Linked DNA regions of Homo sapiens: region 2 is linked to region 1. The links are chromatin contacts, found by Hi-C or POLR2A ChIA-PET in ENCODE. All regions are on one chromosome and are shown on one strand. Each heading gives the region's core, a stretch centred on a gene start or an enhancer-like site at or near the end of the contact. The rest is flanking DNA. Distances are from core to core; before and after follow the strand shown. Region 1 overlaps SZRD1 (SUZ RNA binding domain containing 1). Region 2 overlaps SPEN (spen family transcriptional repressor).

Region 1 (7,032 bases), core at 1,623-4,122:
AGCCGTAGTGTGGAGACTTTGAAATTTGGTGAGATCTGCCCCATGGCTCAGCATGTAGGCCATTTTCGTAAGTGCTCTGTATGTTCTGAAAATAACTATTCTCAGCCCAGCGCGGTGGCTCACGCCTATAATCCCAGCACTTTGGGAGGCCGAGGCGGGCGGATCACGAGGGCAGGAGATTGAGACCATCCTGGCTAACGCGGTGAAACCCCGTCTCTAATAAAAATACAAAAAATTGGCCAGGCACGGTGGCTCACGCCTGCAATGCCAGCACTTTGGGAGGCCGAGGTGGGCGGATCACGAGGTCAGGAGATCGAGACCATCCTGGCTAACACAGTGGAAACCCCATCTCTACTAAACATACAAAAAAAAAAAAAATTAGCCAGGCGTTGTGGCGGGCGCCTGTAGTCCCAGCTACTCAGAAGGCTGAGGCAGGACGCCTGTAGTCCCAGCTACTCAGAAGGCTGAGGCAGGAGAATGGCGTGAACCCGGGAGGCGAAGCTTGCAGTGAGCCGAGATGGCGCCACTGCACTCCAGCCTGGGCGACAGAGCAAGACTCTGCCCCCCCCCCACCCCCCCTCAAAAAAATACAAAAAATTAGCCGGGCGTGGTGGTGGGTGCCTGTAGTCCCAGCTACTCGGGAGGCTGAGGCAGGAGGATGGCGTGAACCTGGGAGGTGGAGCTTGCAGTGAGCTGAGATCGTGCCACTGCACTCCAGCCTGGGCGACAGAGCGAGACTCTGTCTCAAAAAAAAAAAAAAAAAAAAAGGAAATAACTATTCTCCAGTTGATGGGTGCAGTTCAAAGTTCAAGCTGGTTAGCTATATTGTTCTAATCTTGTAAATTCTTACTGACTCATTTGATCTACTGACCAGGTAAAGAATTAAGAATTATTGGCCAGGCACAGTGACAGTGGCTTATGCCTGTAATCCCAACATTTTGGGAGGCTGAGGCAGGCGGATCACTTGGGGTCAGGAGTTTGTGACCAGTTTGGCAACAGGGTGAAAACCTGTTTCTATTTAAAAATTCAACAATTATCCAGGCGTGGTGGTGCGCACATGTAATCCCAGCTACTAGGGAGGCTGCAGTGAGTGGAGATCACACCACTGCACTCCAGCCTGGGCGACAGGGCAAGACTCTGTCTCAAAAAAAAAAAAAAAAAAAAAAAAAGACTTATTCTTTCTAGTAAGTTAAACAGTGTATCATTATGATGTGATCTTTTTTGCCTTATAATGTATTGTTTCATATTAATAAAGTTGGCCAGCTTTCTTTTGGTCAGTATTTCCTAGAACATAGTTTTTCTCACCTTTCCATGTCCTTATTTGCATCTCTTGTAAACAGTATGAACTAGATTAACCATATGAAACTAGATTTAAATCTAGTCTAACACTGACACCTATCCTGATTGGTACTAACTTGTGTTTAAAATATATTTATATATTTGGCTGGGCATGGTAGCTCACGCCTACAATCCTAGCACTTTGACTTTGGGAGGCCGAGGTGGGTGAATCACTTGAGGTCAGGAGTTCAAGACCAGCCTGGTCAACAAGGTGAAACCCCGTCTCTACTAAAAATACAAAAATTAGCTGGGCGTGGTATCCCAGCTACTCAGGAGGCTGAGGCAGGAGAATCTCTTGAACCTGGGAGACGGAGGTTGCAGTGAGCCGAGATTATGCCACTGCACTCCTGCCTGGGCAATAGAGCATGACTCTGTCTCAAAATATATATATATATGTAATTTATTGTATTCTGAGGCACCATCAAATCTCTGGAGGGGCCAGAAAGGCACTAAAATGGAAACCTCTCGCTCCAGCTTGGAACACAGTTGGTGCCAAAGAATGCTGAATGACTGAATGGAAAAGGTACACCAATAATAAGAGAACGACCTGGATGTTTTCTGTGAACTGACAAACACAGACACTCACACAGAATCTATGTCCACTACGTACTCTGTCCTGAAAATGACTGTATTGATGGAATTGTATTAATTCTATTAATACCAGTGTTATTACCTGAGTAAGTACTACAGCTCATATTAGTCTATTGCCTATTACCTTTTAAGGGCTTCTCACAAGTAACTTCTTGTTTTAAAGTTTCATACTGTATCATTTCGCTCCACTCTAAATACAAGACTGCCTATTCGAGTTTCTCCATCATAAACAGAGCCTTGACAGCTGTAGAATTTAGAAGCCTTTGAGGGTTGAGACCAAATGCCTTCATAGACCAGGCAAGCAGCCAAACTCCACTCGCACGGAGCATACCTGGGGAAGTGAAGGGGCTGCAGGGCACCAAAGAGCACTTGCCCTGCCTAATGACGGCCAACAAGCTTTGGCAGACAGGGCCAGATCTAGCGCAGAAGAAACCAAATCAGTATTTTTATGGCAATGCACTGAATTTTCCAACTTCACTATGTGAACTTTCACTTTCATATCGCTGCGAGAGCCAAATAAGACAGAGAGAGAAATGGGCCTCACACATTAGAGTGAATTTGAGAAGTCCCATCCAGGTCTCCTCTGAGGAAAGCAAACTGCTTCCTTCTTCCTCTAGGGTTTAAGGAAGATGGACCATCTGCCCAGTTCCAGCACAAGGAGCCTGGGTGGAAGAAAAGCGCTTCAAGAGGACATCGTAGGCCATGTCTGAGTAAATGCGCCTCTGTCCCCAAACTAGAACATGATTAACATACTTGGCATGTAATATAATACTAATAGCTTTTAAAATAATACCTTATATCGATATAATGTATTATGGCTGTCAACATTCTTCCCCAGACATTCATTTTCTGCTCACACCAGCCCTGTTTGGCAGACAAAGTAGCTTTTATCCTTCTGTCAGATGAGGGTTAGGGAACTTACCCAAGGTCACAAGGTAGTAAACCACAGAGACAGCCCTAGAATTCGCCTTTTGAGGCCCCTATGCTGACATACCACCCTCCCCCGACAATTGCTCAAATCCCCTGGAAATGCCAGTATAAACCATTAGATATTGGTCATCTCCCCCAATTCCACACTGCTCCCTGGCATGCCAAGAACTACAACTCTCATCCAACTCCACTGTGAAAGGCAGAAGAGCTTTATCAGAGCTGGAGAGGGATTCTTCCATAAGATTACAGAATGGGATGGAAACCCAAGCAGCTTTGGTGGAAAGTGGATCCTGGTCATCTTTAGATGGCCAGCTGGACGCCAGCATGCTCAGAGGCGCCCAAGCAGGAGAAGGAATGCTCTGCCAGCAGCTGGAGAGGGCATCGCATCTCCCTCTGGAGTCTGTCCAGGTATCATGAGTCAGTCTATTCTCTTCTCAGACAAGGCCTTGCAATCAATCTGCTCTCAGACTCATGCTCTGAAAAGCTGGACCAAGTCAAAACTTTCCTACAGGGTGTATTACAAGGAAAATGTGCATCTCCCCCAGAGATGCAATAGCCCAATGGAATTAAACAGGCCTCAGAACTTGTGTGGGGAAGCATCTAGATGCAGGCCTGAAATAAGGAATCGTACTACCTAAGGGAACCCTCTCTTTAGACAAGGATGCAGAGTCCTGCCCAAGGTCTAGGCTCCTGTGTTAGAGGCCTGACCTCCATCGCTAGTCAAAGAAAACCATCGCTGTGACTGCTGTGAGTGGGCACAAGGCAAGTGCTAGGGCACAAGCATACCACACAGGGCGGTGGCCAGGAAAGTGATCTCCTATGGCTCCTGCTCCTGGAAAGGCTCTTCAGCCAAGTAGCACCAAGCAGCCCACAGAAGGTGACATTCTGTGTTCCGGGTCCAAATCCTAAGCAAAAGATCTACTGTTGCCAAACCTTGACATCACTTGTCCTATGAGGCTACACATCTACAGAAATGGGACACAAGCTTCTCGGTCTCAGAGAACAAGCAAAGCCAGAAGGAAAGAGCGGAGGCAGGAAATCATGAAGAAGCACAGTGGGGAGGAAGGTGGTTCTCGACAGGGCTGGTCCTTTATGGGAGGTAAAGGAGAGCCACAACCACAAGGTGAATGGGATCAGATGTCAACATTTGCAATTTTAACTCACCAGAGGAGGAAGCTCAGCTTCACTGGCTGCTGATGCCCTTAACCTTGCTATAAATGTGCCTCTGGCTGAAAAGTTAGGGTATGGGACCTAGGAGTACAATGCGGATAAGATCATTCCCAAGGAGGAGAGCAGGGAAGGGGTCACCTCAAACAACCCAGTTTGTTACTGTCACAAGCTACAAAAGGAACAAAGGTGACAAAAGATAGGGATGTGTCTGTAAGGTGAAGCAGATTACAGTGGTAGGTTTACTCCTGTAACGTTAAGAGGTCGATGACAAGGAAAAAAGAAAGGTGAGAAAGGCAGAGGAGAGGAAGAAATAGGCTATTCTGGGTCTTAGTGTAAAGCACAGCAAGTATAAGCACCATTACAGTTGTACCTTCTCAGGTACGAATGTTTACACAACAGCCTGGGGTGATGATGCCCTGGGGGACTGATTCGAACTAGCCAAGCTCACAAGAGACAAAGTGAACAAACTCACACCTGTTACACTACAAGGGTCAGAGGGGGTGTCTCACCCTTTCTGGTGCCTGATCTGCTGCTACCCACTCCCCAAGGACAGCAGGCCTCCCCACTCTGTGCCTCAGTATACAAGCCAAAAGACTGTACTGTCCTACTCCATCACAGCATCCCTCTCTCTGAGAACCGGAATCCTCTGGTCTCCAGTGTCACCAACACGACTCCCAAGAAATAGAGCAATCTTATATTGAACAGAGATCTAAGAGGGACCCTTGCTTTGGACTTTGAATTAGAAAATACTCTTTTATTGGCAACAAGGTTACCATTTAAGTAACTTTTCCCAAATGATTTGCCTTTCTCTGTTAGTTTTCATTTCAGAAGATGACATTTCCAATGTTTCTCTCAAATTCAAAGAATAACAACTGGCCTTGAGCTCCCTATGAATCGCTGCCCCACAGGGTCCTCTGGTCTCATCCTGAATCAGGGTGCACAAGTCTACAAGTGGACCCGGGGAGATCTGAAGAAGAGACAGGAACCTGGAGAGCACAACAGATTTCTCCCAGAATCAGGGTCCCACAGGCCCTGAGTAACACAAAAAGCAAAGGGCAAAGAAAAAAGCAAAGAGAAGAAATAAGGGATAGCAGGCGAGACTACCTTCCAACCTGTTCCGGCCCTGAACTCCCACACAGCCAGCCACGGCCCATGCTAGCCTTATGTCTTCAGGCCTTGGGAGGGACACTGGCGCCCAGGTCCCTGGGCTACAGGGTCTCCTGGTGGACCAGTCTCCCCTGCAAGGGGTCTTGTTTCCCATACCACAAATATGGATGGGATTCTGATTCCTTGGGAATCAGAATTCCCAATTTCACTTGGGAATACAGTCAAAGAATTCACAGGTAGAAGCAATCTACAACAGCAAAATCTGGTCTAAAACTATCAGATAAAAATGTCTCCCGCATCATTAGCCATTTCTTTTTCCCTTTTTTTTTTTTTTTTGGTGGAGACGGGGTCTTGCTATGTTCTCCAGGCTGCTCTTGAACTGTGGGCTCAAGTGATCCTCCCACCTCACTCTCCCAAAGTACTGGGATTATGTGTGAGCCACTGTGCCTGGCCACTGGCCATTTCAAGTTCAGATGTACAATCCATGGACTTCTCCAAACAACCTCCATGTTGATTTAATTCTGTTTCGTCTCTGCCTTGTTTCCATCAGTAGCATAGCAGTGACAGTGTCCTGGCCTGGTATGACTAGGACTGGCCACCTCCAATGCTCCTGTAATTATTCTACTTCCCCTGACTAATCCCAGAGAGGGACACACCCCAAGTCCTATCACCCCAGGTTTGATTTTACAGGGATGCTTCACATATTTTTAAACAATTCACGTATTTTAAAATAATAATCATGTTACAATTATACTATTTTGGACATACTGAGTTAAATTAAAAATATTAAAACTGGCCAGCCGCGGTGGCTCACGCCTGTAATCCCAGCACTTTGAGAGGCCCAGGCGGGCGGATCACGAGGTCAGGAGTTCCAGACCAGCCTGGCCAACATGGTGAAACCCTATCTCTACTAAAAATACAAAAATTAGCCAGGCGTGGTGGCGCATGCCTGTAATCCCAGCTACTCAGGAGGCTGAGGCAGGAGAATCGCTTGAACCCAGGAGGCAGAGGTTGCAGTGAGCTGAGATTGCACCACTGCACTCCAGCCTGGGCAACAGAGCAAGACTCTGTCTAAAAAAAAAAAAAAAGGAAAAAAAGAAAGAAAGAAAAGAAAAAAAAAGAAAAAAATTAAAATTAATTTCATCTGTTTCTTTGTACTTTTAAAATGTTGCTTCTAGAAAATATAAAATTAAGGCTGAGGCAGTGGCTCATGCCTGTAATCCCAACACTTTGGGAGGCTGAAAGAGGAGAATTGCTTGAAACCAGGAGTTCAAGACCAGCCTGGACAAGAAAGTAAGACCTCAACTCTACAAAAAATAAAAAATTAGCTGGGCATGGTGGCACACACCTGTAGTCCCAGCTACTTGGGAGGCTGCTGAAGTGGGAGGATTGCTTAAGTCCAAGAGTTTGAGGCAGCAGTGAGCTATGATTGTGCCATTGCACTCCAGGTGCATGACAGAGTGGGGCCCCACCTCGAAAGAAAAGAAAAAAAAAAGGAAAGAAGCAAGCAAGAAGGAAGGAAGGAAGGAAGGAGAGAAAGAAAGAAAGAAAAGAAAAAGAAAATATAAAATTACCCATGTGTCTTTGGGAGGCCGAGGTGGGTGCATCACCTGAGGTCAGGAGTTCCAGACCAGCCTGAGCAATATGGTGAAACCCTGTCCCTTCTAAAAATACAAAAATTAGCCGGACGTGGTGGCGGGCACCTGTAATTCCAGCTACTCAGGAGGCTGAGGCAGGAGAATCGCTAGAACCCGGGAGGCGGAGGTTGCAGTAAGCTGAGATTGCACCATTGTACTCTAGCAGGGGGGAGAGAGTGAGACTCCGTCTCAAAAAAAAAAAAAATTATCCATGTGGCTCACATTGTACCTTCTGTTGGACAACACTGCTTTAGAGTCT
Region 2 (7,032 bases), core at 2,592-5,091, 470 kb after region 1:
TAATCAGCTATTGAAGAATCTGGTGGCATTATCTTAAGATGTTTTACTATATTTCGGTCTGTTCAGCAGAAAAAATATTAAATACTACATAACCATGACTGAAAGTATTAACAAGAGGAAATCAGGTTTGCCCTGCACATTGCCAAAGTTGCCAGTTTACATATGCTTTGGCTTATTGATTCACTTTGACTATTTAAGAGATTCAACTTTAAAATAAAGCTCTTGATATTCTTTTGGAAGTTTTTATTTATTTATTTATTTTTTAAGTTAAATGTATGAGCACATACAACCTGGTTGTTGTCATTACTAAATATGTAGCCATTTAAAAGTTTATAATGCACTCTAACATATATTAATACATTTACTTTAAGAAGTAACTGTAAGCAAGATGATTTGTATTTATGATTAATGGTACATAAAGCAGACCAGGTGTGGTGGCTCACACCTGTAATCCCAGCGCTTTGGGAGGCCAAAGCGGGCAGAATGCTTGAGCCCAGGAGTTCAAGACCAGCCTAGACAACATGGAGAAAACCCATCTTTACAAAAATTACTCCAGCGTGGTGGCAAGTGTCTGTAGTCCCAGCTAATCAAGAAGATGATGTGTGAGGATCACTTGAGCCTATAAGGCAGAGACTGCAGTGAGCCATGATCATGCCACTGCACTCCAGTCTGGGTGACAGAGTGAGACCCTGTCTCAAAAAAAAAAGTACATAAAGTTATCACCTGGCAAAACAGTAACTCTTTCAAGTTCTAGGAGCATTCAGTGAGAAATCCAGACAGGTTGCTCCAAACCCATAGGAATTACCTGGAAACTAGATTCAAAAAAATAAACCTGTGTTTCCATATGAAGTGATAAAAGAGAAGCATTCTCTATTCTAGAAGATGAAAGTAGGGGTAAAGAGTGAAAAATAAAATTTAATGCCATCTTAAGTTTCTGTATTAAAACTATTAAAACTCAAGCTACACTGGTAAGTTTAAAATACATACCTTCTTTCGGCTAACATTTCATAAAAGTCTCTGATGTCTTGACCAGATTTCTCCATGCAGTGATAAAAAGCCAGCTGACTTTCCCGATTTGCAAAATCCACCTTTAAAAAAAAAAAGAGGTGTTTGATGCAAGTTTCAAATTTTAATGATGGAAAAATGTTATCAGATTTGTAAATTCTTCACAACATAGCCCTTCTGAGAAAATTTCAGGAAACAGCAATGTATCTCAAGTAAAACAGTCCTCATCACTGAAACTATATTAACCTGAAATCTCTCAAATTCTGTATAAACCGTGATAAAAGAATGAAATTTATAAAGTTTCAAACCCAATTGTGAAGGAGTGAAAAAAGCAAAATGGAAAACTGAAATGGCAATTAAGTAATCAGATCAACTAAATCCAGCAATCTCTGTTGCCAAAACTACAGTTAGAATATAAAACAAAATATGGATGAACATTTTAAACTTTATTCACAGCTGGGCCTCAAAGTTACTAAAGCATATGATGCTCATCAGCTATCAAATAGCTTATCATCTTATTTTTAAAATACTTTTTTCAACCTAACAATCATAGTTATTTCATAGTTAAGTGCATAAATTCCTTCAAACTACCATGAATACAAGTTTTTAAAAACATACACTGGACATAAAGTTATGCTTTAAGTGGCTACCCACTCTTCAGGAGAGTAGGAAAGGAAAGAAAGACATATCATTCAGGATGCTGGACTGATACTATGAGGCCCTGGGTGTCAGATACCCATAACTGTGGTCAAGCCTGCGATGAGAGTGTCTGTGTGAGCATCAGCACCCGAACACTGAGAAGCACACTTCTTTGAATGAGAAGATTTTTAGGGAAGGATCTGTGGCTAATGGTTTAAAGATGCTGTGCCCACAAGTAGCTGAGCATAAAATTGTAATATTCCCCTTAAACACTAATGATACAGCATACGTGTCTTGTAAACCACTCCCCTGGCTGGCAGCCTACAAAATGCTAGTTATTAACGGGGTGATTTCTTTTTTTTGGAGATGGAGTCTTACTCTGTCACCCAGGCTGGAGTGCAACGGCATGATCTCAGCACACTGCAACCTCCGCCTCCTGGGTTCAAGCAATTCTCCTGCCTCAGCCTCCCAAGTAGCTGGGATTAACAGGCACGCGCCACCAAGCCCGGCTAATTTTTCTTGTATTTTTAGTAGAGACGTGGTTTCACCATGTTCATCAGGCTGGTCTCGAACTCCTGACCTCAGGTGATCCACCTGCCTTGGCCTCCCAAAGTGCTGGGATTACAGGCGTGAGCCACCACGCCCAGCCCAAGAGGGTGAGATTTGAATAGGACTTTGTTTTGCTTCTGTTTAAAGTCATTCTGCACACCTTAATTTTATTCCCACCGATTTTCCTCCCTTTGGTCTCTTTTACAGCTGCTTGTGCATATTCAATTTCATTGTAGAGAACCAGGGCCATGCCTTTTAAGCGGTCAAACACCACCTGTAAAACAAACAAACAAAAAACAAGTAAGAGCCTCATCCACTGGACTTAGTGTCAGTCCCAACAAAATCCTAAGCCACAAGGACACGGATGAGAAAAAATATATTTTTATATATTTTATTCTATTAAAAAAAAAAGTGTGATGCACACTGTAGTGAACACAATAAAATGAAAATGTGCAGGGACTGTTTAGAATCATAGACATTATGGCTTGAGATATTATGCCTTTATTTTGTTCTTCTGTATTTTACTTTGTTTTCCATGTTTACTGACCACTATATTGTATTTCAGTAAAGTATTCGTCTTGTTTTGGCTCAAAACAAAAAAGCAAAACCAACAACAGCAAAAAACACCCTTGAAAGGAAGGAAAAATTAAGAACAACAAAGAATTTCTGTGAACTTTGGCTACAAGTAGCATAACTGTCTTAAGGCTGTGGATTTTTTTATACAGGCAATCTTTAAGATGTGTATTTCTCTAAACAACAAAAGCTACATTTAAAGTATTGTCTGCCAGGCGCAGTGCCTGTAATCTCAGCACTTTAGGAGGCCGAGGCAGGTGGATCACTTGAGGTCAGGAGTTTGAGACCAGCCTGGCCAACATGGCAAAACCCCATCTGTACTAAAAATACAAAACTAGCCAGGCGTGGTGGCACACACCTGTAATCCCAGCTATTCAAGAGGCTGAGGCTAGAGAATCGCTTGAACCTGGGAGGCGGAGGTTGCAGTGAGCTGAGATCCCGCCGCTGCACTCCAGCCTGGGTGACAGAGTGAGACTCTGTCTCAATTAAAAATAAATAAATAAATTTAAAAAAAAAAAAGCATTGTCAAGGGTATACAATATACCTACCACAGAGTAAACATAGTTTTAAGGAACCAAAGCTTTACCTTCACACACTGAATTGGGTCTGGAGACCCTTTTCCTGTTGCTTATGGATGTATTACATAAAAATCATTGGTTAGATGAATATTCTGTTGTGTGAACTTCCCCTCATTTAAAAAAGTCTAATTACATATTTAGTGTAAATGTGAATAACTATATAGTCAGACTATCTAATTTTAATGTAAGATAAAATTATAAAAATCCCTAAGCAACATTTCTATTTCATTCTATTTATACTATGAGAATAGTTTCAAAATTAATCACCTTGGCTAGTTCAAAATAGTTTCTTCAAAATACTCATAACTTAAGGCAACAGATGCAAATGCCCTTATTGACCAAATCTTAGCAAACATAATTTTAATGTGCTCGTTATTAAAGAAATAGGCAATGCTAGCCAACTGAGACTGAAAGGAGAGAATACCAAGACGAGTGAGTCAGAAGTCTGAACCACATACCAAAACCTCCCGCCTACCTTTACCACAGGCCCATATCGGCAGAAATGTCGTGTTAAATACTGATCTGACACATTCGAAGAAAGCCCATCTAGCCACACGCAGTTTGTAGGCATGCTCTTTCCAAAACCCAGCTGAATATAAAAGGCAAAATTTCTATTAGTAAAGTTCACAATTACTATTCAACTACAACAGAATTCTCAGAAAACTGGTTTTCTATAGTAATCTTATCAAATCAACATCTCAAGTGGGAAACATCTGGTTAAAATTAAATAGGAATATACAAAAAAAATCCTGCCTGGCTAATCGAATATTAATCAGATTACAGTATATAATAGGATAGGAATGCAAAGAAGTATATCACTTTTATGGTTATCTGTCTTAGTAGGATCTTAAATAATAAGGCATATGCAAAAAAAAAACCCTTCAAGTCTTAAAAAACAAAGCAAATCATAACAGCACAATAATTTATGCAAATTCATTTACCTTGAGGCGATTATTTCCAAGATATTCCCCATCCATCTTCTTAATAGCTTTACAAACGCTAGCAATATCACAGTATTGCAGAAACGCATACTGAGGAACTCCATTTACTTTCTTAATGTCAATATCCTGAAAAAACCAATGAATACAACTTAGCAATATGCCCAAGAAAATAAATTAGAATGAACCAAGTCCATATAGGGTATTTATTTCTCAAAAAAGTCATGTTCTCAATCATCATTTACTTAGTTAAAAAAACTGTACACCTTAATACAATGGTAAGTTACTAGTTTGCTATAAAACATATAGCATTTATTGTCACAAACCATGAAATCCTTCTCATGTGAAGCTCTCTGCAGAGGAGCAACAGCATTGCAATTCAAAATTCAAAATTTAAAATCCATACTAACAGCATTAAGAGAAACTTAACGATAATAAAGAAAAGGCAGGCTATTTAATGAAATCCTAAGAAATAATTCCCTTCTGCAATATCTAAAATCGTTATTAGGGGCCAGGCCATTTAAAATATGATATCTGGCTGCGCACCGTGGCTCACGCCTGTAATCCTAGCACTTTGGGAGGTGGAGGCGGGCGGATCACTTGAGGTCAGGAGTTCGACACCAGCCTGGCCAACACGGTGAAAACCTGTCTCTACTAAAAATACAAAAATTAGCCAGGCATGGCGGCACATGCCTGTAATCCTAGTTATTCTGAAGGCTGAGGCAAGAGAATCGCTTGAACCCGGGAGGCAGAGGTTGCGGTAAGCCAAGATCGCGCCATTGCGCAGGTGACAAAAGTGAAACTCCGTCTTAAAAATAAATAAATAAAATAAAATATGATATCTGAGAAGATTAATAAATCTTTGTTCTTTAACCTTTAAAATTAAAAGATCAATAAATAAATAAATAAATAACAGATAACTGTCTAAAGACAAAAGAAGCTGGAGCCCAGATAGGTTACTGAATTCCATACCACCCATCTAGGTAGGCAGTAGAACTGCAATTAGAGTATATGCTACTCCCACAAAACCAAAATAATTTGACAAATCAAAATAATTGAAAATGAGGTCATCCATTTCTCCATCAGCAAGGAAGGACATTGGGGTGGGGCTGTCATACCTATCAAGGACAATAACTAACTACCAGGGCTTCCAGTGCTTTGATGAAACCTCAGATGTGTGACTTTCTGGCCAAGAATCTGTAATATCATATTGCTGGAGCATTAATTGGGGGTTGTGGTTCTCTATAAGTTTGCTGTGGCTGAACCAAGAAAGAAGGCATGTGCAGATTTCTACAGAAGTTACGATTCTATGAAAGATTTTGAGGAGATGAGAAAGGCTGATATCTTACAAAATGTTATCTCCCAGCCTGGGCATGGTGGCTCACACATGTAATCCCACCACTTTAGGAGGCCACGGCAGGTAGATCACCTGAGGTCAGGAGTTTAAGACCAGCCTGGCCAACACGGTGAAACCCCGCCTCTACTAAAAAATACAAAATTAGCTGGGCATGGTGGCGGGCGCCTGTAATCCCAGCTACTCAGGAGACTGAGGCAGGAGAATCGCTTGAACCCAGGAGGCGGAGGCTGCAGTGAGCCAAGATCGCACCACTGCACTCCAGCCTGGGTGACAAGAGTGAAACTCTGTCTAAAAAAATAATAATAGTATATCCCAAGATTACAAAGCTGTGACCAAAATATTTTCATTTTTAAACTGACTCTAATTTTAAGTCATAAAGGAACAGAAAACTTCTTGTACCCCTTAATCTAACAATGACTTGCATAATATAAAAAGTGATTCAAATTAAGACTTCCTAATAGAATTAAACTGCTAGCAGACGACATCCATATTCTAGTAATCCCCAAGGTATTTCTGATGTGCACTGTGATCACAAAACAATCATACACTAATTTGCTGCTTCTATTTTTGGAGACAGGGTCTCACTCTGTCACCCACGCTGGAGTACAGTGGCGTGATCTCGGCTCACCGCAGCCTCTGCTTCCTGGGCTCAAGTGGTTCTCCAGCCTCAGCCGCCTGAGTAGCTGGGACTACTGGAGCAAGCCACCAACGCCCAGCTAATTTTTGTATTTTTATAGAGACAGGGTTTCACCATGTTGCCCAGGCTGGGCTTAAACTTCTGAGCTCAAAGTGATCTGCCCACCTCACCCTCCCAAAGTGCTGAGATTATAGGTGTGAGCCACCATGCTCAGCCTGCTGCTTCATTTTTACAAACATTTTTCTCTTCCAGATTTTCCTTTCAATCCACAGGACTAGAGATGGCATTAAAACAGAACCCAATGAACAAAGAAAGATAAAAATGGGTAAGAGCCAGCCTGGGCAACATGGCAAAACACCACCTCTACAAAAAACACAAGAGTTAGCTGGGCGTGGTGGGACATGTCTGCAGTCCCAGCTACTCAGGAGACTGAGAGATGGGAGGATCACTTGAGCCCAGGAGGTTGAGGCTGCAGTGAGTCGTGATCATGACACTGCACTCCAGGCTCGGAGACAGAGTGATACTCTGTCTCAAAAAAAAAAAAAAAAAAGAGGTAAGAAAATATATATGTGTAAACAAAGGACATATATTACATTTTTACACACGTATATAGAACCATACCCAATGGGATTCTCTGGATTATCTTTTAGCAAGAGCTAAAAGCACACAACAATGTTCATTCATTACACCATTAAATATCACCTTTCCAAATATAATCTGTACTATGCTTTATGTGTTATGACAAAGACCTAAAAT

Evidence for each region. Hi-C counts contacts between places; a loop is a spot of excess contacts on that map. ChIA-PET counts read pairs that join two places held with the same protein, here RNA polymerase II (POLR2A). Pooled maps may share reads with other maps.
Region 2: a loop to region 1 is called in a pooled map, with 5 times the contacts of the local background. The contact joins two enhancer-like sites. A Hi-C loop is called at or near these places in 2 of 50 pooled maps. POLR2A ChIA-PET finds 5 or more read pairs at or near these places in 2 of 52 experiments (activated CD4-positive, alpha-beta T cell and naive thymus-derived CD4-positive, alpha-beta T cell).

The regions. Positions count from the first base shown.
Region 1 is chr1:16,382,816-16,389,847 of GRCh38, reverse strand. The region is part of intron 1 of SZRD1 (SUZ RNA binding domain containing 1); the gene reads right to left. Among named protein-coding and RNA genes, the nearest start is that of SZRD1, 19 kb to the right of the region's middle. RefSeq lists enhancers at 3,266-3,766, 3,767-4,267. Within about 2 kb of position 2,872, at least 20 of the 41 ENCODE cell types and tissues checked have a DNase peak (open chromatin) inside an H3K27ac peak, as active enhancers do.
Region 2 is chr1:15,916,305-15,923,336 of GRCh38, reverse strand. It overlaps SPEN (spen family transcriptional repressor), which reads right to left. Exons shown (of 15, transcript NM_015001.3): 7 at 4,286-4,411; 8 at 3,820-3,933; 9 at 2,354-2,467; 10 at 988-1,088. Among named protein-coding and RNA genes, the nearest start is that of ZBTB17, 56 kb to the left of the region's middle. Within about 2 kb of position 3,841, at least 5 of the 41 ENCODE cell types and tissues checked have a DNase peak (open chromatin) inside an H3K27ac peak, as active enhancers do.